Linked DNA regions of Homo sapiens: region 2 is linked to region 1. Evidence: chromatin loops called from intact Hi-C (ENCODE). Cell type or tissue: dorsolateral prefrontal cortex. All regions are shown on one strand. Links, peaks and the distances in the headings refer to the core of each region. The heading gives the core; the rest is flanking DNA. Region 1 overlaps AOAH (acyloxyacyl hydrolase). Region 2 overlaps AOAH (acyloxyacyl hydrolase).

Region 1 (7,424 bases), core at 1,833-4,332:
TTTATTCTAAAAACACAGTTTAATGCTGGGTTTTCCTTTTCGTTCATTCTTTCTTTCTTTTTTTTCTACAGGGAATACCTGAATGTTGGCTATGACCTCATTTGTTGAAGTTGAAAGAAATGAGACTTGCATTAGTCAATCATCTGAAATGTAGCTCTGTTAGAAATGGTCTTTTCTGGTGTTTATTCAAAGGAAAATACTTCACTTGGGGTCCTTAGTTTTTGCTGTTGTTATCCCAGAGGTAAAAGGAGATGACAGTTACAGGTGATCCTGCACTGCCACCTTCATCACAGGACATAGATACACTCCACACAAATACTCCTACTAACAACATAATCTCCCCTGACCTATGAGAGCACATGAATGTTTTGTGAGTTCCTCTATCCACCCAATGAAACTTGTTAGCTCTTTGGTCCTGTTTCTCCAGTTTGTGAGTCTATTGTGGAGCCCTGGTAATTCAACTCAGGATCTTAGCAGAGTTAGGGACAGATCAGCTGTCCTGGAAAGAGCTAGAAAACCCTGATTAAGGAGAATCTATCTTGTCATGATGTGTCTCACATAGGGGGGCCCGGGCCTTGCTGGATGATGGAGTGGTGAAACAAGATAAATATGGGAATGCTCCCTGGTACTTCAATTTTGCTTAATGTTAAATAATGTGAAATATTATTTTTGTATTAAAATAGATCTATTCTATGACTTTTTAGACAAAAAAGTACGAGACTTTAAATACACTGTGCTCGGCTGGGTGCAGCGGCTCACGCCTGTAATCCCAGCACTTTGGGAGGGCAAGGCGGGTAGATCGCCTGCGGTCAGGAGTTTGAGACCAGCCTGGCCAACATAGTGAAACCCCGTCTCTCCTAAAAACACAAAAAATTAGCTGGGTGTAGTGGCAGGTGCTTGTAATCCCAGTTACTAGGGAGGCTGGGGCAGGAGAATCGCTTGAACCCGGGAGGTGGAGGTTGCAGTGAGCCGAGATCGTGCCATTGCACTCCAGCCTGGGCAACAAGAGTGAAACTCCGTCTCAAATAAATAAATAAATAAATTGTGCCTTTGAAGTAGGCAATTAAAACTGTGTCCTCACATTATGAGTGACCTTAAAGAAATAAAAAGGATTATAATGGAATGTTATGAACAGGTGCATGGCAATAAATTAGGTAACTTAGATAAAATAAAAAATTCTTAGAAAGACACATAATGCCCAAATGGACTCAAGAATAGACAATTTTAAGAAACATATAACAAGTAAAGAGATTGAATTAGTAATTAAAAACTTCCCACAAAGGAAAGCCTAAGACCAGCTAGCTGCACCAGATAGGATTCATTGGCAAATCTACAAAAAAGTTAAAGAATTACTAACAATTTATCAAGAATTCTTCCAAAAAATGGAAGCAGAGTGACCATTTCTTAACTTATTTATGAGGTTAATATTACCCTGATACTAAAACCAGAAACCTTCCTCCGAAAGAATGTAGACCCAAATCTCTCATGAATATAACCACAAAGATCCTCAACAAAATACTAGCAAATAAGATCCAGCAATACAGAAATTATACACCATGATCAGGTGGGATTTATCCCAGGAATGCAAAATTGGGTTAACATCTGAAAATCAGTTAATGTATTACTCCCATATCAACAACATAAAAAAAACCATATGATTATCCAATATAGGCAGAAGATATTTGACAAAATATAACACTGCTTCATGATTTTATTAGGAATAAAAGGGAATGTCCTCAACCTAATAAAGGTTATCTACAAAAAACCTGACAACTTACATGATATTTAGTGGTGAAAAATTAAATACTGTCCCCTCACTATCAGGAAAATATAAGAATATCTGCAGTCACTACTTTTATTCAACGTTATAAGTTCTAGCCAGGAGAATGAGGCAAGAAAAAGAAATAAAAAGCATTCAGATTGGAAAGTAAAGATGTAAGACTATCTTGTGGCTGATATGATCTTCCATGTAGAAAATCCTAAGGAATCTATTAAAAACTATAAGAACAAATAAATAAGTTCAGTAAAGCTGCAGGATACAAGATCAATATGCAAAACCAATTGTATTTCTATGTAGCAGAAGTGAGCAAATAAAAACTGAAATTAAGGAAAACAATTCCATTTACAGTAGCATCAAAAAGAACTAAATTCTTAGGAACAAACTTAACCAAAAAAAGTGCAAAATATATACTCTGAAAACTACATTGTTAAAAGAAGTTAAAGTAGACCTAAATAAATGGAAAGACATTCCATATTCATGAATTGGCAGACTTAATATTGTTAAGAGGGCAATTCTTCCCAAACTGATCCACAGATTCAATGCCATCTCTACCAAAAACCTAGCTAACTTCTTTGCAGAAACTGAGCAGCAGATCCTAACATTCATACGAAAAGTCAAGCGACTCAGAACACCAAAACAATATTGAAAGAGAAGAACAAGTTGGAGGACTGACATTGGGAAACAATTTCAAAGCTAGACAGCTACTGTAATCAAGATAGCATGGTATTAACATAAAGACAGACATATGGATCAATGAAATAGAATCAATAGTTCAGAAACAAACCCTAACATTTAGTCAAAAGTGCAAAGACCATTTCATTGGAGGAATTTAACAAATGGTGCTGGGACAACTGGACAGCCACAGGCAAAAGAATGAATTTGGACACTTACTTCACACTATATACAAAAATTAACCCAAAACGGGTCAAAGACCTAAATGTAAGAGTGAAAACCGTAAAATTCATACAAGGAAACACTGGCATAAATCTTACTGACTTTGGGTTAGGCAACGTTTTCTTAGATATGACACCAAAAGCACAAGCAAAAGAAGAAAAAAAAAACAGAGAAACTTGACTTCATTAAAATAACAATAAGTTTTGCACTTCATAGAACACCAACAGAAAGTAAAAAGACAGCCCACAGAATGGGAGAAAATTTTTGCCAATCATATATCAAATGACCTATCACAGTGCTAGAATATATAAAGGACTATTACAACTCAATAATAAAAAGACAAATAGTCCAATTAAAATATGTACAAAGAATCTGAATAGACAGTTTTCCAAAGAAGATATACCAATGTCCAAAAGCCACATGAAAAGATACTCAACATCATTAGCTACCAAGGAAATGCAATTCAAAGCCAAAATGAGATACAACTTCATGTCCACTATAATGTGCTATAATAAAAGAGAGAATAATATGTGTTGGTGAGGATGTGGAGAAATCAAAAGCTTGTACAATGCTGATGGCAATGTAAACTCGTGCAGCCAGTTTGTAACCAGCCTACCAGCTCCTCAGACTGTTTAACATAGAGTTACTATGTGATCCAGCAATATGATCCAGTTTATATATGATCCAGCAATGTGATCCAGTTTATATATATATATAAACATATGTCCACACAGAAATGTGTACACAAATATTTATAGCAGCATTTTGCATAATAGCCAAGAAATGTAAACTCCTCAAATACCTATCAGCTAATAGATCAACAAACGTGGTATACCTATACGATGCAATATTATTCAGCCGTAAAAAGTAATAAAGTTATAATACATGCTACAACATAGTGAATCTCTAAAACACTATGCTAAGGGAAAGAAATCAGTCACACAAGACCAGATATTGTATGATTCCATTTATATGAAATGCCCAAAACAGGCAAAGTCATAGACACAGAAAGTAGATTAGTGGTTTCTTAGGGCTGGAAAGAGTGGGTGTTTGGGGGCGGATGCTAAAAGGCATGTAGTTTCTTTCTGGTGTAATGAAAATGTTCTAAAATTGATTGTGGTGACTGATGAACACGCAACTCTATGACTGTACTGAAAGTCACTAAATTGTACACTTTAAATGAGTGAACTGTACAGTATGTGAATTGTAGCTTAATAAAAGTGTTTAAATACAGATTCCCTCTCCCTTGGGATCCTTTTTAGGGGTGCTACTGTGGAGAGGGTCAAGAAGCTCTGATGTCACAGTATACTCAGAGACCTGCATTTCATTCAGTACCAGCCCACTGGCTTCTGGCCTTGGAGAAATTGCCTCCCCTTTCTGGACTTCCATTTCCTCATCTGAAAAATGTGGGTGTAGGATTTGGTCTCTATCACTATAATGTCTGCTAAGTTTGGGGACTTTTGTAAGAGATATTCCAAATTAAATGAAGGAGCTTTGGAAAAAAGTTAAAAGTACTGCTAATGCAGAACTGGCTTAGCCTAGAGCAGAGCAATTTAAAAATGGACATTAGGGTGTTCTTTGATAAAGTTCTAATACTGGCTGAAAGGCAGAGAAAATTCATCTTCTTTCTGGTAAGATAAGCAGTGTGTGTGTGTGTGTGTGTGTGTGTGTGTGTGTGTGTGTGTGTGTGTGTGCGCGCGCGCGCGCGTTAGAATTCTGTTTAGCTCAAGTCAAAGAGGATGGCTGCAGGTTCCTTCCTCCCTGAGCAGAACCATTTGAATAGTTTCCGGTAGTCTTCTGTGATTGTTAGCTTGAGAGGCCCCTGGAGCAATGGCTGATATGGGACAGGAAATGCTCTCTGAGAGCTAAATTCTGAGAGCAATCCGTAAGGGTACAAAGCAGAAATATGCAAAATCTCCAGAAAGAGCCAGCTATCCCCAGTCAGCCATGATCAGATGGTAACCTGATTGTTACTGATACACCTGAAGAAAAATTTGGCATTTACATATTGACAGTAGCTTAGCTAAAGTAAAAATTATACTGTTAAACTCTGCCTGTGACAAGGATCATACAAGAGTATTTAATTTCTACAGATTAAAAGAGACTTGGAACAGCATAGGAAAAAAGAAAATGTGGCTATTCCAAAGGACAAAATAAAGTTAAAATAAGACCAATTAAGTAGTTATCATACATTGGGTGTATACAGATGTATGTGTAAATAAAACATAGGACATTCCAATTTGTAAGTTACCTTCATGTTTACCATCACTTCCTTTCTCATAAGAATCTTTTCTAGTTCTAGATCCCTGAGGAATCACCACACTGTCTTCCACAATGGTTGAACTAGTTTACATGTACCTTAGAACTTAAAGTACAATAAATATATATATAAAAAATAAAAATAAAAAAAAGTATTGAGGCCTCAAAAAAAAAAGAATCTTTTGAGGGGGTAATTATTTTTATCCTCATTCTATAGACAAGAACATTAAGACTTAGAGAGCTTAAGATCACAACATAGCAAGTGGTTCAGCTGAGATTAAAATACTCCAAAAGGTCTTGTTATTTGTAGTATACATTTCAATGTGCTTAGGACATTTTATTTGATGCCTTATCTACCTCAAGTATAGCAGATATTGTTATACATTATTATATGTATAATATGTATACATTATTATATGTATAATATGTATACATTATTACATATGTATAATTATTATATACAAACTTGAAGCACAGTGCCACCAAGGGACCACATAATTATTTTTTTTTGAGACGGAGTCTTGCTCTGTCCCTAGGCTGGAGTGCAGTGGTGCAATCTCAGCTCACTGCAACCTCCACCTCCAGTGTTCAAGCAATTCTTCTGCGTCAGCCTCCTGAGTAGCTAGGACTACAGGCACATGTTACCACGCCCAGTTAATTTTTGTATTTTTAGTAGAGATGGGGTTTCACCACGTTGGCCAGGATGGTCGTGATCTCTTGATCTTGTGATCCGCCCGCCTTGGCCTCCTAAAAGTGCTGGGATTACAGGCATGAGCCACCACAACCGGCCAACCACACAATTTTATAAGTACATATTCTGGGATGCATTCAGACTTTCAGAACCTCCAGAGTAGGCATGAAGTGCCTTCTTTCTTTTAAGACTACATGAGTTTTTAACAATTATATTCCACAGAGATAAAATTTCTGCATAGGTGACCCAGGAAAGTGAACTTGTAGCAAGACTCTCAGGGCATATGATTCTGTTGACCCCTGACTAGTGAGAATGATTCCATTAATCATTTTCCATTAACAATTCCGAGATTCTTCCAAGGTGCTTCCTAATGAGAGCCAGAGGCAAAAGCAGTGGATGAAACTGAGGGTCAGAAATGCTTTGCACGATTAGAAAAAAACTGTCTTATAGGGCACAGGGAAAGGCAACATGATTTACTAAGAGATTATTCTCAAGAATGGTGCTTACGCGATTTCCCTGCTAAAACTTTGTTTTTTGTACTTTTTTAGCTTTGGAGGTGAAAGTAATACTTCACTGAAAAATAATTTAAAAATAATTGTGTGTTTATGTGCTTAATTTCATATCCTTCTGTCCCCCATTCACCTGGCCTACCAGACAGAAGGCAATGCAATATTGGATCCCAGTAGGCACTGTGGGTCAGGCCTATTATGTCTTCCAGGAGAAATCCTTAGCTAGGAGAACGTCTATCTTTGCCACCCCATACAACTGACATAACCATTCTGTTTCTGTGTCTTGTTTTTCTCATCCATAAAATGGAAGCAATACTGCCCATGGTGTCCTTTAACCTGAACTGAGTGTTCTATTTTCAGCTGGAGGTAAAACAAGAATTGATAAAATGAAAATAACTCCCAATAACCTTCTTAATCCTTTAAAATTGCTCCAGTTGAAAAGGCAACCCATCACTGAAAACCAAAATATTTATCCTGTTTCCCTTGGTGAGATACCGGTTTCCACTTCACCAGAATCTGACTTTCAGCCTCTCACTTGATCTTACCAGGCTCTGACATTTCCTGTTCGAAGTCAGAAGAAGCTAAGATGGTACCTTGAACCAGCAATCTTGTTTTGGGTTGTTTTATATTTTGCTAGTATATTAAGAAGAGGGAATAATCTAGGAAATAGGATTTTTAGTCGGTCGTTCACCTTCGGACGACGCAACTTTGCCAAAAAAGAGAACATCTAACTTGAGGTTATACCTGCCAATGCTGTCTATCACACAGAAAGGCAACCAGTTAAAACAAAGCTTAATGATAACTGTGACTGTTCTTCACTGTTTTCCTTCTGTAAAATAGTAATAATATTTTTCTTCTTCTTCTGTAACTCGGAGATGTGAAAATACAAAGTAAAGCTTATAACAAATTGTGAATGTTCAATAGAGGAATAAACAAATAAAATATAGAACTTATATGGTAAAGAAGTATAGAGTAATTAAGAGACTTGACCTAGGCCTATATGCCTTAACATGTATAGATCTTAAAATCATGTTGCGTGAAAAAAAAACTTGCTGAGCAACGCATACAGTAGACCATTGATGTCAAATTAAAGCCTTCGCAAGGGAGGAGTATGGAAAGATGGTGGTGGAGGCAGCAGAATTTTGAAATCTCTTTGAATCTCTACAAAAGAAAAAGGAGTGTAATCCCAGCACTTTGGGAGGCCGAGGCGGGCAGATCACCTGAGGTCAGGAGTTAAAGACCAGCCTGACCAACATGGTGAAACCCCGTGTCTACTAAAAATGCAAAAATT
Region 2 (16,369 bases), core at 8,342-10,841, 70 kb before region 1:
CGGTCAGGGGTGGGTGATGAACTTCTTGTCTTCAGTGGCGGAAGAGGGGATGTCGAGAGGAGGGGTAGGGTAGGTGGGAAAACGGCAGGCAATCCTGTCTTGGGAAGTGGGATCTCCATGTTGCTAACACTCTCCAAGCTCAGTTCTCTGTGGATTAATCTGAAGAAATGGGACTCAGCTACCTGGGAGATTCCTGGAATCCTTGCTGATATCTCAGAAACTAGTTAGTCTTGGAATCATCCCCATTAGGATTTCAGCTGGAGTGGACAGTGGCTGGTGCTGAATCACAACTGGGGCCAGGGTGAGTTTGTATTCCTCAGCGGGAGCCCTGGAAGGCCCAGGCAGACCAGGTCACTCGATGAACTTCAAAATATAGCAAACCTGTGCTTTCCTGGTTGAATGTTTTAGACTTCACTTCTGGTGTTAAGCCAAGGCTTTACTGTTATTAGTGTGCAAACTTGGGGAAGATGTATTTCAGTTTCAGTATCTCCAATGACTATAGAAATATCACCTTATTTACTTCAGCAAAACTGTGAGGAAGACCAAAAGACACAGTCAGAAGCAGGTTGACAAGTCAGAGCCCTACTATGTGAAGCATCATGTTTAGGGCAGACCACCTAGTGTCCCTTTCCAAGTGAACTGTCCCAGGTTTAAGAGGAGTGACATTTATTTGCCAGATAATAGAAAAGGTTTGAGCACACTAATAGAAGCCTTGGCATATTTTTTTTCCTTAGTAAATTTGGTAGATAAAAATGAAAAGTAGTGGCTATTAATAGCAAATGTTTTATAGACCCTAGCAAAAAGAGAATGTTTAAGTCCTATCACATTAAACACTAAAAGCCTTATTCACGCAACATTATATCCAAGATACTTCAGGCATTTGAGGCAGGAGGAATGCAAATTAAGATTTTCCTCATCAACTCCTGCTTATTCCTCTTGAGCATTTATGTTCTTAGGAAACTCGTTTTAAATGTACCTTAAATGTACATATGTGAAAAAGACTGAATATTTACCAAGAAAAATTTTCCAAACTTAAAGAGCGTGAGCAACCTAGTGAGTGTTAGATCACTACCGCATTGCTTCAAAATTTCTTCTGACCTTTATCAATGATAGATATTTATTTTTACAGCATAGTTGGCACATGTTTACTATTTTGTGTAATAGTTTCATTTAACGTTTCCCTGTGTGTGGGTATGTGTGTGTGTATTTCCATGCATCGAGAAAGCCCACTGGTTCCCATTTTTGATGGATATTTAGTAAATACAATAATTCGAATTTGGTAATATTTTAAGCCCTAATGTCAGCAAGCAATTGATGTTCTTAAAGCTTTGTTGTGTGGGAGAAAGAGAGTAATGACACCAATCCCTCATTCATCTGATTCTGCCAGTCTTCCAGCAAAGCAGGGAGTATCCTCAGTGCCTTTCCTTCACTGTTTACATTTGGGCTCTCTCCATCCTGCACTGCTGTGGACAATCTACACAGTATATTCCCTTTTCTATTACATGTACCTGCATTAGACCTGAATGGATTATTTTCAAACAGTACAAAGTCACTTGGAGGAATCTAAGTAACTGCTGTTGGAAAAAGATAAAAAATGTCATCACCAGTTAAATAAGCATTGTTTTATCCATTCCCCAGAATTAAAGTCTCAAAGCAGATGGGGGATTGTTACTTTACCAAAAAAAGAAAATAGCTCTTGGGTTGGTATTTTTAATAACGCTGGAGAGTTTCAAGGCCCGGGAATCAAAGACAAGGGCTACCTGCTTAGCGTTGGAACCATGGGTCTCCCAGTTCCGCTAGTTGGCTCCTCCTCCGTCTGTCCTGCAGTGGCGCTTGCAGAAGGTAAGCAGGGTTCCTCCTGCTTTCTGCCTCTCAGTCCCACCGTGCCACCACACTGCCTCCCATCTGCTCAGGTCCCCACCGCTCCCATTACCTTAGTGCCTTTCTTGTGGGAGCACCACATTATGCAACTTTCAGAGCCTTCCTTGGCTTTCACACACACTTTCCTGCCAGACTCCCATTTCTGTAGCCTCTGCTGCATGAATCTGTCCTACAAATAAATGTCTAACCTACTCATGATGCTTGGATGTGCTGTTTCCCAGATAACTTGCATTAAGCGAGAGTGGGGAAGAGAACTAATGCGGGGTTCCCCTTATGTGCCAGGCACTGAGACAGGAAAAACTTGCACAAATTGTTCAATTCAATTACACAACTCTGTGAGGCAGCCTTCCTCCCTCCTCTCCTCCCTCTCTCCCTTCTACAAACACTTTAGAGCAACTACCATGTATCAGATTGGATATTCCCTCTAATAAAGAACAAGTATTCACACCTCAGACAAACAGCAGCAAATTAAATGACCAACCCTTAACCCAGTGAGAGGCTCTGGGAGGGCCCCTCTTATGATGAGCACCTTCCCTTGTTGATTCAGGCCCCTGGAGGACTTCTGTGTTTTCTGTTGTTGAAAGAATCCCTTATGCAAGGCAGCGCAGGGCCCAGGACTGCTCTGGTCTGAACTCAGATATGTCTGGCCTGACATATCCCGGGGAAAGGCCCCCGGGAGACGGCGCACACCACTGCTTGGGATGACTTGCCAAGGTCATAGATCTGGTAAATAGTAGGGCTGGGATTTGAGCCCAGGTTCTGGTGGAACAAGAAAGGGAGAGGTGTAGAGCAGGCCGGGTCAGCACCATCCTCAGCTTCCCATAGCCCACTTGTATCTGGTCCTTGCTTTGCCCCCAAGCTGCCAAATCCCATAAAATCACAAAATGGGCCAAGCTGGGCTAGATAGTCCTTGAACGTGAGGCTTCCTGGTTGCCTGTTTAGGGGGCAGTCTCCCAGATACTGCTTTGGGTGAAAAGTTCTGAAGTCCACAGATGATTTGAGAGCTGCCGCCATCTTTTCCTTCTCTCTTTCTCTTGTATGGAGACCGTGTCTAATTTATGAAGAGTGCAGAATGAATATTTTGGGGAAAAATACTGAAACCATATGTGACCCTACACAGAAACCCCCACACACCCTACTCTTCTGCACCCAGGGCCTGTCTGGCCTGACATACCCAGGGGAAAGGCCCCCGGGAGATGGCGCACACCACTGCTCTGGAGGTCTGCCTTCCAGTGGGGTCTGGCAGAGGAAGTTCTGGGAGAATAGAGAGAGGATATATCATCTGGTTTCTGCCTCTGTCATCTCAGGCTTAACTAGATTAGGTAGCACAGTTCTCATAAACTAAGGCTTTAATATAGACAACTTCAAGAAAGTAATTTAACTCTGTGCATTTGATTTGTAAACCTTATAATCTCCCGTGTGTGAGATGAGTCTCATATTGAGGGAAAGTCCCTGTGGCCCTATGATTCATTATACACACAGAGGCACACAGAGGAAAAGAGGGAGGGAGAGGGGGGAAGGGGAGGGAGAGAGAGAGAAACATCAGGCACCAGACTGTGCTGGGCACTCTGTTGGACTCCATACCAGGCAGCTGTGGGCTCCTTCTTCATGGGACTCACCGTCTAGAGGAGCACAGACAATAAACACTTCCCATCTGGGTAACCTGGAAGTCTTTCCTTAATCCTTCTGTGCTTCAGTTTCATTACCAATAAAAATAGCTTAATAATAGTACCTATCTCATTGGGTGGTTGAGAGAATTAAAAAAGATAATCTATGCATGACGTTTAGACTTGTAAGAGCTCAATAAATGTTAGTAGCATTAAGGGCAGTCCAGAGTACTGTGTCAGCACATAGAAGGGACATCTGCCCCACATGTGGGGCTTTCAAGAAAGGAGTCTTGAAGGAAGTCTTATCTAACGTGTGAGTCCTGGAAGGCTAGGAAGAGAGAACCAAGCACAGAGGGGCCAGGGGGAAATAGTTCCAGTATTGCTAACACCGCATGCAAAACCTCAGGGCTAAATTCATCATATCATATCCAAAGGAGACCAACAAACACCAAGTATTACAGTTACACATTTTCATGTAACAGGTAATCCCCAAATTTAGTGACTTAAAATGTACTACACACCAGCAGATCAGTAGCAATAACTACTCAGCACCTGGTACGATGCTTATTCGATGCACATTCAACTTCAGCGAAATAAGTCACTTTCAGGGAAAAAGTAGAGCCTTTCCTCTTTGACCCTCTGCCAGTACAAAAGCTTATGGGGGCAGTGAATAAACAATCAAATAAAAAATTCTAGCAAAATATGACAAGTAAATACAAAGAGGACAAAATGGCAAATAACACTCCATGTTTCATCATTTTGCTTGAATGCAGCTCTTTTTATTTATTTATTTTTACCTTGTCAGCTCCTCTTAGTTTCTTTCTTTTCCTTTTCTATTATTTATTACTTAAGCTCTAACCCTATGATTTATTTATTCAATGAATGAGTCGAGGGATGCATTTCTCTCACTGCCGCATACCAAATGAGAACGCATTGTACAGTTAAACTCTTTCTACTGAATTCCCTTCCTTCCATTGTTTTTTTTTTTTTTCATCCCCTAGGGTGATTGAACTTTTTTTTAGATACATAAAAGCAAGAAAACAAGAGTATAAAATATCCTCCTCATATGCAGAGATAACCACAAATCAATTCTTTTCTAAGGCCATTGAAACAAATTCTTCCACAAACAGAAAAAAAAAAATTCCTCCAAGGGCCTGAAATGAGCACGAAGAGGTACACGTCCTCAAAGCTGACTCTTCTGATACCTTTGATTCTGTAAAAGTTTAGTCATTTCTACAACAGCCAGACTGCAATTTGTCTGGGATGTGGGTAGTTTTTCTTTTTTGGGGGTAATAACTGGAATTTGATACCAGAAGAAGTCCAAGGTCAAGTTACAGAGGGGAAAGTGGAGAAGACCTCACTGGGGCCACCTGCTCACCAGGACTGACCTGGGCTCTTGTTCCCCATGACCGTGATCATAAATGATGATCTCATTTTCTTTCTCTCCGCTCTTTCACTTTATACCAAGAGGCTGTCCCAAAACCTTGCCATTCCACCCCTCTGGGCATACACATCTGCTGGCCCTGGGTGACTGCAGCAACCTCTGGCCAGGGGCCCTGCTTCCTCACTCTCTTCCTACATCTTCAGTAGTGTTTCCCAGAATCTCACAGGGAGCTTCTTTAAAGTACAGATCCTGATTGGGTAGGTTTGTGGTGGGGCCCTAGTATCTCATTTTGAATAAGTGCCCTACCTGACTGCAATGACTGGCCATGTAGGGAAACCCTAATCTGCAGGCTACTGTAGCTATTCAATGTCATCCTCCACCACAAGGAACCTCCATGTCCCCAACCTCTCCTGACAGCCCTCCTCTCCCACCCCCGTCAACAATCTGGGTCCCCTGAACCTACCCCTATCCCCGCAGACCTCCAGGTCTCACCACAAGCTCTTCCTCCAGCTCCACTGTCTTGACTGCTCAGTTGCTAATCAACAGACAAGGGTTGGTTACATCTGGACTTCCTCTCAGAGCCTTCCTCGCCTGCCCCGGCCTTTCTCTCTTAGGTGTCCTCTTCTAGGTCTCATGGTAGCTTGTGCATGCCTAGCTGACTGCACCTAACCCTCTAGCACTAGGGCAGAGGCTGGCAAACTTTTTCTGTAAAGGAATAGACAGTAAATATTTCAGGTTTGCAGGCCGTTTGGTCTCTGTTGTGACTGCTCAGTTCTGCTGTTGTCATAGACAATATGTAAGTGAACGGGCATCGCTGTGTTCCAATGAAACTTAGTTTACAAAAGCAGGGAGGGCAGTGTCTGACCCAAGGGCCATAGTTTTCTGACCTCTACTCTAGGATCCAACAGACTTAGTTTGTATCTGGGCTCCATGTTTAACCTTTTGTCAGTTAGCTAAACTTGCTAAGTCTCAGTTTCTTTATCTATAAAATACATATAATAGCAGAGTCATTTCAGTATTGTCTTAGTCCATTTCCTGCTATAGTCCATATTCTGCTATATTTTCTCTGTCTATATTCTGCTATAGCAAGATACCTTATAGTGTAATTTATAAACAACAGAAATTTATTGTTCACTGTTCATGGAGACTGGGAAGTTCAAGATCAAGGTGCTGGCAAATTTGGGTCTGGTGAAGGCCTCTGCTTCGTAAATGGTGCCTTGTTGCTGGATTCTCACATGGGGGCAAGGGAGCTCTTTTATAAGAGTACCAATCCCAGCCATGAGGATGGAGCCCTGATGACTTAATCCCTTCTCATCGGCCCCACCTCTTCATATTAACAGTGGGTATTAGTTCCAACATATGAATTTTGGGGGGACACCAACATTCAGACCATTGCAAGTATTAAATAAGATAATGTTAAATAGGATACTTGGTGTTTGGTAAGCACATGGTAATATTTGCTTTCTATTATTATTATTAATTATCGTGAGCTTATTTGTTTATCTTCCCAGCTAGACTTTACATTTTTTGAGGCTGAGCCGGTGCTTTTCACCTCCAGAGCCCCAGTTATCCACCTTTATCTATTTCTCTGTCTTTAATAATAGAACAGTGATAGTTGGGCATAGGGCTGCCCAGCCAGGGACTGCACTTCTTAGTCTCTGTTGCAGCCTGGTATGGCCATATGACTAAGCTCTGGACAATGGGGTGTGAGAAAGAAGTGATATTTGCCACCATCGTGCCAACTTCTCCCAAGGGATATGTGTGCCTTCACTTGGTCTTTTTTCTTCCCTCCAGGTGACAGGTGGCAGGATTACGGGCAGCTACCTCAGACCCCAGGATGGAAGCTGCATGTTGAGAATGACCTAACTTTCCCCCAGCCCTGGACTGCTTCCCTCTGGATTACTACATAAAAGGGAAACACTTCCATCTTAAGTCACCAAATTTGGGACTCTGTGACCACAGCTGAGCCCATATCCTGCTCTGTTAAGAAGAGCTGATGCATCCACTCATTCTTGTTGGCTCTGAAATATATGTTACCAACATGAGACCATGACCTCTTTGCTGCTTTCTGCTCCGCTTTCCTTTGAGCTCTTTAGCGGTCAGGCTTAGTGATGCTATCCTCAATTTCTGCCTCTGGAATCTTTGGACTTTGTACTTCATGCATGCTCTTCCTTATATTCCTGCAGGAATTAGGTCATCACTAATGACCTAATTTAGTGGTTTAGCTCATCACTGTGCCCTAACTCCCAACCATTTCCTTGAGTGGAAATTCTGTATGATTTCCCTAGGAAATCATATAGAAGCCAGTCTTGCCTCCTAGACGTTTGACTAGAGCTGGGCTGGATAATCTCTGCCTACTCCCACTCCTCCTAAGGAATTGCATGGAAGGAATTAGTTGAAAAAACAATGAATGAACAGTGTATGACAATTAATTCCAACCACCTAACATTATTTTTAAATGATGGAATTTTCTCTTTCCACATGCCAATGAACTTGAGATTCTAGGCGTTTCCCCTGTGATGAGTAATTTCATGAGCTCCATTTGATGGCTAAGGAATGTGGGGGAGAGTGAAGCAGGTGACAGACATAATTAACCAGGGGACAAGAGATTGTCCTCTAGTTGCAGCAGCAGGCTGGATAGCACAGGCATTGACTGACTCACACTGCCTCCTGATACAGAAGTCTTTATTTCATGTTCTGGCAGAGCAGGTATGTGGGCTGAGTAATTATAAATGCTTTTCAGAAGTATGGAGTTTAAAATAATTTCCTCTTGTAGTTTTCATAACAACTGGTGTTTGGCTTTTTACTTCTCTCAGTAGGCAGCAGGGCCAAGATGATGGATGTTCCCATGAGCCTGGGAGTGCACCCTACATGGCTGGCAGGTGAGAGACGCAGATTCTCACCTTGAGTAGGGAGAGAAGGGCATCGAGTTGATCAGAATTCAAGAACGGCCTGTCTGGCCTGTTCATGAACAGGGAAAGGAAACGGAAGAACATTCTGTCTCTTGTGGCCTCACTGCTGCTGGAGAGCAGAATTCACCACGGTGAACACAACTCTCTTTTTCTGACAGAATCAGTGAGAAGTAACTAGGATTGAGGTTTCTCTCCTCATCACCTAGCATCTTTAATCCGCTAGCCTGCAAGATGGCTGAGGAGCAGAAGATGTGATTTTGTCCAGTTTTACTAAACAATAGCTTTTCTTCATCTTAAAATATAATAAGAAAGCACTATAATGCTTAGATATTTCTGGAGTCGACATGAAGGTAACTCAGATAGAATTCCCATATTTTGTATGCATCATGAAAATCTTCCTCTGTGCTTAAGGGAGGCTTTATGTGCAGTGATAAATCCAGACAGCGGGAAGCAGGGCGGGTGAGTGAGCGTAGGGTGACAGCTTCGATACTGCCTGTGCTGTTTGTGGGTTAATAAAGAGTAGCCAAATCTGATATACAAAATCATCTCAAAGGGAGAAATGAAGTGCATATAAGCTTGAGAGATGGGAGCCGCTTTGCTCTCTAGTGAATATGCATTTTCAGCAGCTAGATTAAGGATTCATTTTGTCCTTGACACAGCACGAAATTCAATCTGCGCCTACTTACCCTACAGACAACAGCCTGCCAGGGGTCGTGCAAAGATTTTATAATGGGATAGGCAACAGCCTTAGCTAGCAAAATAAACATTTGGGAAATTGTATTTCAGAATTGCTTCTCTCTCCTCACCCCCTCCCCCAACCTGTCATGCAATTCTGATTCAGTGAAATGCAGCATTTAATATGTTGGAAATAATTTTTGAACAGATGGGGGAAGAAGCAGGAGGGCAGCATCCCTTGCTGGCCTCAATGATCTTTCCACCTCCTCTTCTTTTTCAACAAACAACTCAAGCAGAGATTGTTTTTTCCCTTGAAAGAAAAGAAGAAAAAAAACAAAACCAGCATGAAAGTGTTTTTGGATTTGCTCTTCATCTTCCTTTGACATCTTTCTAAGTTGAGGTCTTTCTTGTGGCGTGAGAAGGTCGATTTGAACCTAACTACTGAGGTTTAGATATTTCGGAGAGAAGCTCAGGTTGTTTAAGAAGAAAGGGAGCAGACAGGTCGGAATGAGACTCAGAACCCTTTGTGTCTCTGGAACCATGAGAGAGAGTCTTCATACTCTCTTTATTGAACTACAAATATCTTTCCAGATGAATACACTCCTAATCTAATTAGCTGTAAACAGGACTCCCGGGTGCCCCACTACTTAAGCAGAGGATGGCAAGAGCAGGAGAGGAGAGGGGCTGCTGCAGGGAGAATGCCTGACAGTGGATTCCTTTTCAGCGAATACAGCTGGGATGGGGTCATGTACGCACAGATGTGTTTTCTGCCTTATAGGGAGACAAAGGCAAAGAAGTATCAACTAGCCTCATAGAAGGCAGAAGGGCCCATTATGAAACAATGCCCACTTGTTTTTCTACAGCATTTACTGTGCTTGCCAGACAATACGATCAGGTCCTTGGTGCAGCAAAGGAATGGAACGAAACATGTCTGGGCTTCCTGAAGGGTCTTGATTTGTAAATGCATTCCTACCATCAGACCCCAAGGGAGACTCCTGCTGGTGTTTGAGGTCTTTAACTGGCACATGAGGCAGGCAGTACTCATAGGGTGCAATGAGACAACTCCTTCCTTTTTCCCACTGCACACTCATCTGTGGTGCTAATTCATCCCTTGCCCTGGAAGAAAATCCAGACCAGCCCAATTATGCACATGCTCATTCTCAGAAACATACACTCTTCCGGTTATATTCAATTCCATTTCAGAAAAGAAAAATGTTCAGTCTTCACAATTTTAAGTAAAACTTCTTGCTCCCTGTCCATCCTGGGCTTGAGGCTGATTATCTGCACCCAGGGATGGGAATGTGGTCCACTTTCTTTGTCTACTTGGCCAGCTTTTCCTTCCTCTTGCTGGCTGAGACTTGCGGTGGAGGGAGAAGAGGTACAGTCGGGTGTGATTGCCTCTAGCCGGGCAGATATCCAAAGCTGACTTTCTATAATGAGGGCTGTTGTGGGGCTCTTGAGAGGCACTGTGGGGAACAGGTGACTGAACTTGCCATGGTGGAGTGTGTGCATTCTCTGCACTCCACTAGTCACTTAAGTTTGCTGCTTCAGCCCTGCTCAGCTGGAGGTTAAGCCCTGTGAAGTCACCTTGCCCCTGCAGGCCATCCTCTGCAGGATGTCCAGTGGCCCAGGCTGGCTCTCCCTTCCTGGGGCTCATGTCCTTGTCCAGGGCCCACGCTCTTTCTGTCCTGCTGCCTCGGTCACTGCTCTTACATTCCCCATGGGGGTGTCCAACACCAGTCCTCTTGGGCTCAGTCTCTGCAGACCCCTATCCAGTTATCTTAGTGGCGTCTTTACAGTGAGGGGGAAGCACACTTACCTTCCCCGACAGGGAAAGCTGAGCCCCACTGTCCCTCTGACACTGGCCATTCCCAGCCTCAACTCTTCTGGACCTTTGATTCTGGAGATAAGTGACAGGTTGCAGAATTGGCTTCACTCCCTTCCTTTGCAGGCTCTGTGGACATGGTCTCATCTTTCACTTGGAAGAAATATTGGTGGTGGGAAGGTGGGAATAATTTGTCCACATTGTCTCAGGCCTTAGCTAAAATGTAGATAGAAATAAATAGTCCAATTTTTAACATTTATAAAAATGATTCCCGATTTCTGACAAGGTAGCCATCATTATTTATACTTTTTAGATGAGGAAACTAAAGCTCAGAGTAAAGAAGTGAGTGTAGGTGGCTCAGCCAGGATTTGAACACTGGTCTGTTTGAGTCAATGTCCGAGACTATTCTACATGTAAGTTAGGGGCTTGAGATTCTCCACTGGGCACTGTCATGACTGTGGAGTGAGCTTGGCATGTGGCTATCAGTAGGGTGGCCAGACATCCAGACTTGTCTGAGCCAGTCCAGGTTAATGCCTGTTGTCATGGCATAATTATGGGAGCAATCCCTCTTCTCTCAAAGTGTCCAGTTTGGACAATAAATTATATGCTCACCATAACTATTAATATTAGGAGCTGTTGCGGCGGGGAGGGGGGGGGGTCTGGTACAAAGAGACAAAAAGCACCAGAAGTTTCCTAACAGGGATGGCTCTTTAGTAGTCTCCAAAGGCTGGCTGAGACCCTGTGGGAAGACCTGCAATTGGCAATGAGCTCTAGGCAGTCTCCCCCAGAGGAAGGATGCTGGGGGACAGCCCAAGGTCAACCCCAACCCGGTGAGTCATCTGGCTGGGGTAGGGTGGCATCTTGAGGAACCCTCATAAAGTATACGGGATGGGAAGGGTGCATCGTCCACTCTTGATTCCAGACTTCTGAGTTTGTTCATCTTGTTTCTTCCCCACTGTACTTTTCTAGCTTAGCACACTTTTACTGGAATTACAACTAGAATTTTCCTAGCTGGTCTTGCTGCCTGATCCCCGCTCTCCCCCTAAACCAAATAAATTCATCCTGCCCACTGAAATCAGAGTAAATGTTCTAGAATTCAAATCTGCCCCTTTCTCAGTTTAAAACCCTTCAATGGCTCCTGCTTGCCTTCAGGATAAACTCCAGCCCTTTGAGATCTGCCTCCCATGCACCTCTCTAGGCTCTTGTCTCACTGTCCCACCTGGTGCTGGATGAGCTTTAGTTCAGCTGCACTGAGCTCCTCCTCAGAAGGCTGGACCCTCTTGCTTTCAAGCCTTTGCACGTACTCTTTCCTCTGCTAGGGCACGCCTTCCTAGGTTGACTGGGACCTGACTACCTCCAGCTCTGTTCCCCTGCTTTGAACACAGTGTCTCTCCCTTCAGGCAGCCTTTCCTCCAGTTTGCGGGGGAGCGTGTGCACATTACAGCACTAATGGCTCTAGAACTGCTACTTCTTCGTCCGCATTGCCCCATGGGGTTTTAAGCTCTATGGGCACCAGGGATCTTTCCATCCTTTTCCCCATTGTCATCCGATCACAGGGCTTGGCACATAGTAGACCTGGCTAGCATTTGTTGAATTAATTGTTGCATGAACAGTGCTGTGCTGCTGGGCCTGCAGAGATGTGACTCTAGAATTTTTGCCTAAGTTAGAACTGACATTTTGTTTACACTTGCCACAAGCACGAAAAACCAGACAATGGAAACACGAGGTGTCTGAGCTCAACACACCTCATGGCTATTGGCTAAGCCTGGTATTCTTACCTAGGCTGACTCCTTGCACAAATGAAGAGATTCTGTAGATAATAGTTTTTAAAAATTGGAAGGTTTTTTTCTTTTTTTCTTTTTTCTTTTTTTTTTTAAGGAGAATGCTCCATAATAGCAAAAAAAAAAAAAAAAAAAAAGAATCGGTTTAACATCCTGCTGTAGGTGGGTGGTTTAGTAGATTATTGCATGGCCCCTGAAAAGGTCATTACAGAGCAGCAATAAATATAATGAGTATAAAAACAAAGTCGTAATGAGGAAAATACTTATGAATTGAATAAAAGAACTGCCAATTGCAAACTTGCTCTTCTTGTAACAGCATGACGTGTGTATATATAATATACATATATGCATACAAGGGGGAGTGCTGGAAAGAGTGCAAAAATACTGTGAAAAATTTAAGATGGTGGGGTTATTTTTTACTTCTTAAAATTAGCTCTATCATTGGCTTTATAACTTTTTTTTTTTTTTAAAAAAAAAGAATATTAAAGAATATTTCAAAACAAGCCTGATACTCCAAAATGTTAAGGTGACTCTCTCTGGGTGGTAGTATTAAGGAGGAATTTTAATAATTTCCAAATAATTTCTTTATTTTCACATTTTCTCAATCATATATTTAACATATATAATTAGATAAAAACAATAAAGCGTATGCACTCTCTTCCTTCTCCCACTCTGGGCAGTCATGCCTCCTTCCCCAATATCTTGATTGTGGTCACATGACTGGCTTTGGCTGTTGGGTTGATGGTGGACAGGGCACAGATTGCCTTGTTGCGCTTTGACATCACCATGACAAGAAGACGCTCTGGATAGATTGCCCAGCCAAGAAAAATGAGAGACACATGGCACACACCTGGGCCCAGCCTGAAGCTTGGCGCCAAGACCAACATAGCTCAATTGAAAACAGCTGATCCCAGACCACCCCGGACGCACGGGTGAGAAGAAATGATGGTTGTTTTAAGTCACTGGAGATTTGGAGTGGTTGGTGGTTATTATTTTGACAATAACTTGGTGATAAAGCTTCATTTTCAGTATCAACATCCTGAGCAAAATGGATCTCTTATTCTTGTCCCGTCTCCTATTCTTACCAAGTGGCCAGGCTGAGAGTGGCTGGGCCAATTTTTAGCTTGGAGAGGAATGTTAATCTAGAGAGATTTTAATAACCCCGGAACACTAGAGGCTTAAAACAGGTGACAAAATGATGCTGAAACTGTAGTGTTGTTCCTCCTACCCGTAGTGTTATTACCATCTTGATAAGACTCGTGAATTCCAATGAACTGTTATGCCTGATTTGGGTTTCTCATCAGCCCATTCTCACAGGCATTTCTCAAAACAATTTACTGCCAAAACGTAGGAGTGGGGAGTAACCCAAACCAATACCAACAAATGCTGTTCGACAGCACTTGAATCAATTCATTGCTGCAAACAGCAGATGAAAACGATTACAATCTAAATTTTACTTGTTAAGTCTCTAGGATGGGGCCGGCTGCTGGGCTTGCTGGAGTGATTTTCTTAAAATGTCTACTGGGTGGGCCCCTCTTTTTCCTGGAGAATTAGCACACTGCAGAGTGAGCCACTGTCCTCCTGGAGAAAGTGTGGGCCCCAGGTTACGAAGACACTCCTTTCCTCAGCCTCTGAGGCCAGAAGCAGGAACAGGGAGGACAAGTACAAGGATTTCAGGCAACCTCATTAACGATCACCACTGCACTGCCAGAGCCGTGTGTCAGTCTACTTTGTCTGGTTGGAATTCAACATACTGGTCCGCAACATTTTCATAGACCTTAGCTCATTGAAGCACACGGCCCTTCCTGACACTGTTACTATCATCATTTACAGAGTCTCTGGTTAAGCGGCTTGTTCAGGATTACGCTGACAGGCAGTCATTCCACCACCTGTTAGTTGTATGACCTTGGGCAGTCCACACAACCTCTCTGAGAATCTGTAAAGTGAGGCAGTGTTGTAATAACACTTACCTTAGAGGGCTTTTGCAAAGATTGAATTAAAAAATGCATTGGTTTTCCTTAACTGGTTTCCTTAGCTATTTGCTTAAAACAAATAGAACAAACAAATCTCCAAGATCTTGAGCCACAATATTTGGTACACACATAATACAAATTCAGTGAAGAAAAGTGAGAAAAAAAAAGTTACCTATAATTCTACCATCCAAAGATAGCCAGTGGTAGGTAACATGCTGACCTACAACTTTCCAATTATTTTTTTGTTTGCACACAGACACACATATATTCACAAAATTGGCTCATACATACTATTTTGTAACCTGCTTTTGTTGCTTAACCGATTATCATAAACATATTTCTTGCCCATAAATATGTCTATTAATATGTGTATTAACTGGTTGCACAAAATTTCATTGTACAAATATAGTATATTTTTACATCCCCTATTTTTTGATTTTTAGTTTCTTTCCTCATTTTTGCTCTTATAAATAAATACCTCTGTGATGAATATTCCTGTACATATATTCTTGAGCAGATAATTGATCATTTTAAAAGGCAAATTTGCAGATGTGAAATTACAGATGTGAAATTTGCAGATGTGAAATTTTTAGTTAAAAATCACAAATATTTTAATGTTGCCTTATACATGTTGCCAGATTGCCTTTCAGAGAAGTTCTAGTAACTTCATCTCTTGTTGGTGAATTAACATGCCTATTTCACCATATTTTTGCTAAAACTGGGTCTTTATCACTTTTAACCTTTGTTTGTTTGACAACGATAAATGAATTGCATTGTTATCTTAATTTGTTTCTTACTGCTGAAAATGAAACTTTTATATTTACTGGTTATGTTCTTCATCATTAAAAATTAGATTTTTTTCTTATTGCTACGTAGAAACTCTGTTAATTAGAGGATTTAAATCTTGCCTTATATTTTGTAAGTATTGTTCTACTTTTACATTTCTCTTTTAATTTTGTGAATTTTTTTGACATTGTACACATTTGAAAATTGTATGTAATTATATCTAGTTTTTTTTGTGTGCTTCCTTTTACAATATTATGCTTAGAGAGACTGGAGTATTTCTTAAAATAATTTTTTTTCTGGGAAGGCATATGTCTGGTATATTTTCTGACTCTTTGAATGACTGAGAATAAGCTTCTGTAGTCCTCATGTGAGAACAATAGCTTGCCATACAGCACTTTCAACACAATTTTTCCTTCTTAAAATTCTGTAGAGAGGCTGTTCCGCTTTTTCCTGAAATTTAGTGTTTAGTGATAAGTCTGATGCCAGATGGATTTTCCCTCCTAGTATCTTCCCTCGTTGTTGGTTTGTTGGGCAGGATGATTCCAAGATTTTTCTTTATCCTTGGAATAAATAAGGAAAAGCAGGAAACACAGAGAGTCTATTTTATACCCTGGCCTGGCACGTAGTGGGGGTTGTGGGCTGAAGACGGATTTCCCCAACTCAAGAAAATTATCTTGTATTACTTATTTAGCCACAGCTTCCTCTCTGCCTGATGTCTTTTCTTTTTCTGCAGTTTCTATTCAATTGCCAGGACCTTTCCTGCATGCCTCTCTCCTCTCTTCCCTCTTGATTTTCACAACTAGCCTTTCTCCTGAGTTCCAGAATTTCCCCAGCTGCCTGACCACTTTGCTCTCCTGTTTTCTGCACCATCCAACTTGCAAGTCAGTATTGCCACTGTATTTTTAGATCAGGTAGTTGTTTCACCTTAAGGCAGTCTTCCCTGATTTCTGAGTTCTTCTTTTTCATGTGTGCAATTTCCTCTCAATTATTGTTGAGAACCTGAAGTTAACATTTTGCAAAATGTCACTCTCTTTCTTCCCATAAGCGTTTTTCAAAACAGCGCTCTTCATTTGTATTCTTGAGCAGTTTTCATATGTATCCGGATGTGTTTCCCCACTTGCTCATCTTTACAGAGGGAGAGCTATGCTTGCCCAGTGTGGGGGCTTGGGAGAGGTTCAACCAGAGACTGTTTGAGTTCATGTTCAATTTATTTAATCTAGGAAGAGGAGGTCAAGGAAAAAATGATAATTTCTGCGGGTTAATTTCTCTGGATCAGTTTCAGTTTTCTGGGAGAGGGAAGAGGGAAGCACATCCATAGGTGGCTGTATGACAGGGCTTCCCCACCGTGCCCATGTCCCTTTCTCGAGGGCAGGGGCACCACCCCCTTCTCTAATGGACACGGTGGCTCTTGGGACGAGTCTGTTGTGGCACTGCCCCACATTTTTTATTGTGTTGTTTGATAGGTCCATCCAGAAGTAATGGCTGTGAGCTGCTATTCCCTGTGCAGTGCATCAGACCCGGGCAGGGCTTTATGTGTGTGCAACC

Evidence for each region. Hi-C counts contacts between places; a loop is a spot of excess contacts. Peaks named below come from ENCODE experiments on the same cell type or tissue, not always from the same donor. Only the 100,000 strongest peaks of a DNase experiment are listed, where the experiment ranks them.
Region 2: it touches region 1 in a loop (3-fold over the local background); 4 of 110 quality-filtered maps call a loop at or near these places.

Annotation. Positions count from the first base shown.
Region 1 is chr7:36,674,234-36,681,657 of GRCh38, forward strand. All of the region lies in intron 2 of AOAH (acyloxyacyl hydrolase), which reads right to left. Among named protein-coding and RNA genes, the nearest start is that of AOAH, 47 kb to the right of the region's middle. In dorsolateral prefrontal cortex, for the core only: no CTCF peak of the experiment used is centred there; no DNase peak of the experiment used is centred there.
Region 2 is chr7:36,597,979-36,614,347 of GRCh38, forward strand. All of the region lies in intron 11 of AOAH (acyloxyacyl hydrolase), which reads right to left. It overlaps AOAH-IT1 (AOAH intronic transcript 1), which reads right to left and starts at 2,142. Exons shown (of 3, transcript NR_046764.1): 1 at 1,765-2,142; 2 at 183-328. In dorsolateral prefrontal cortex, for the core only: no CTCF peak of the experiment used is centred there; no DNase peak of the experiment used is centred there; H3K4me3 peaks cover 903 bases; H3K27ac peaks cover 441 bases.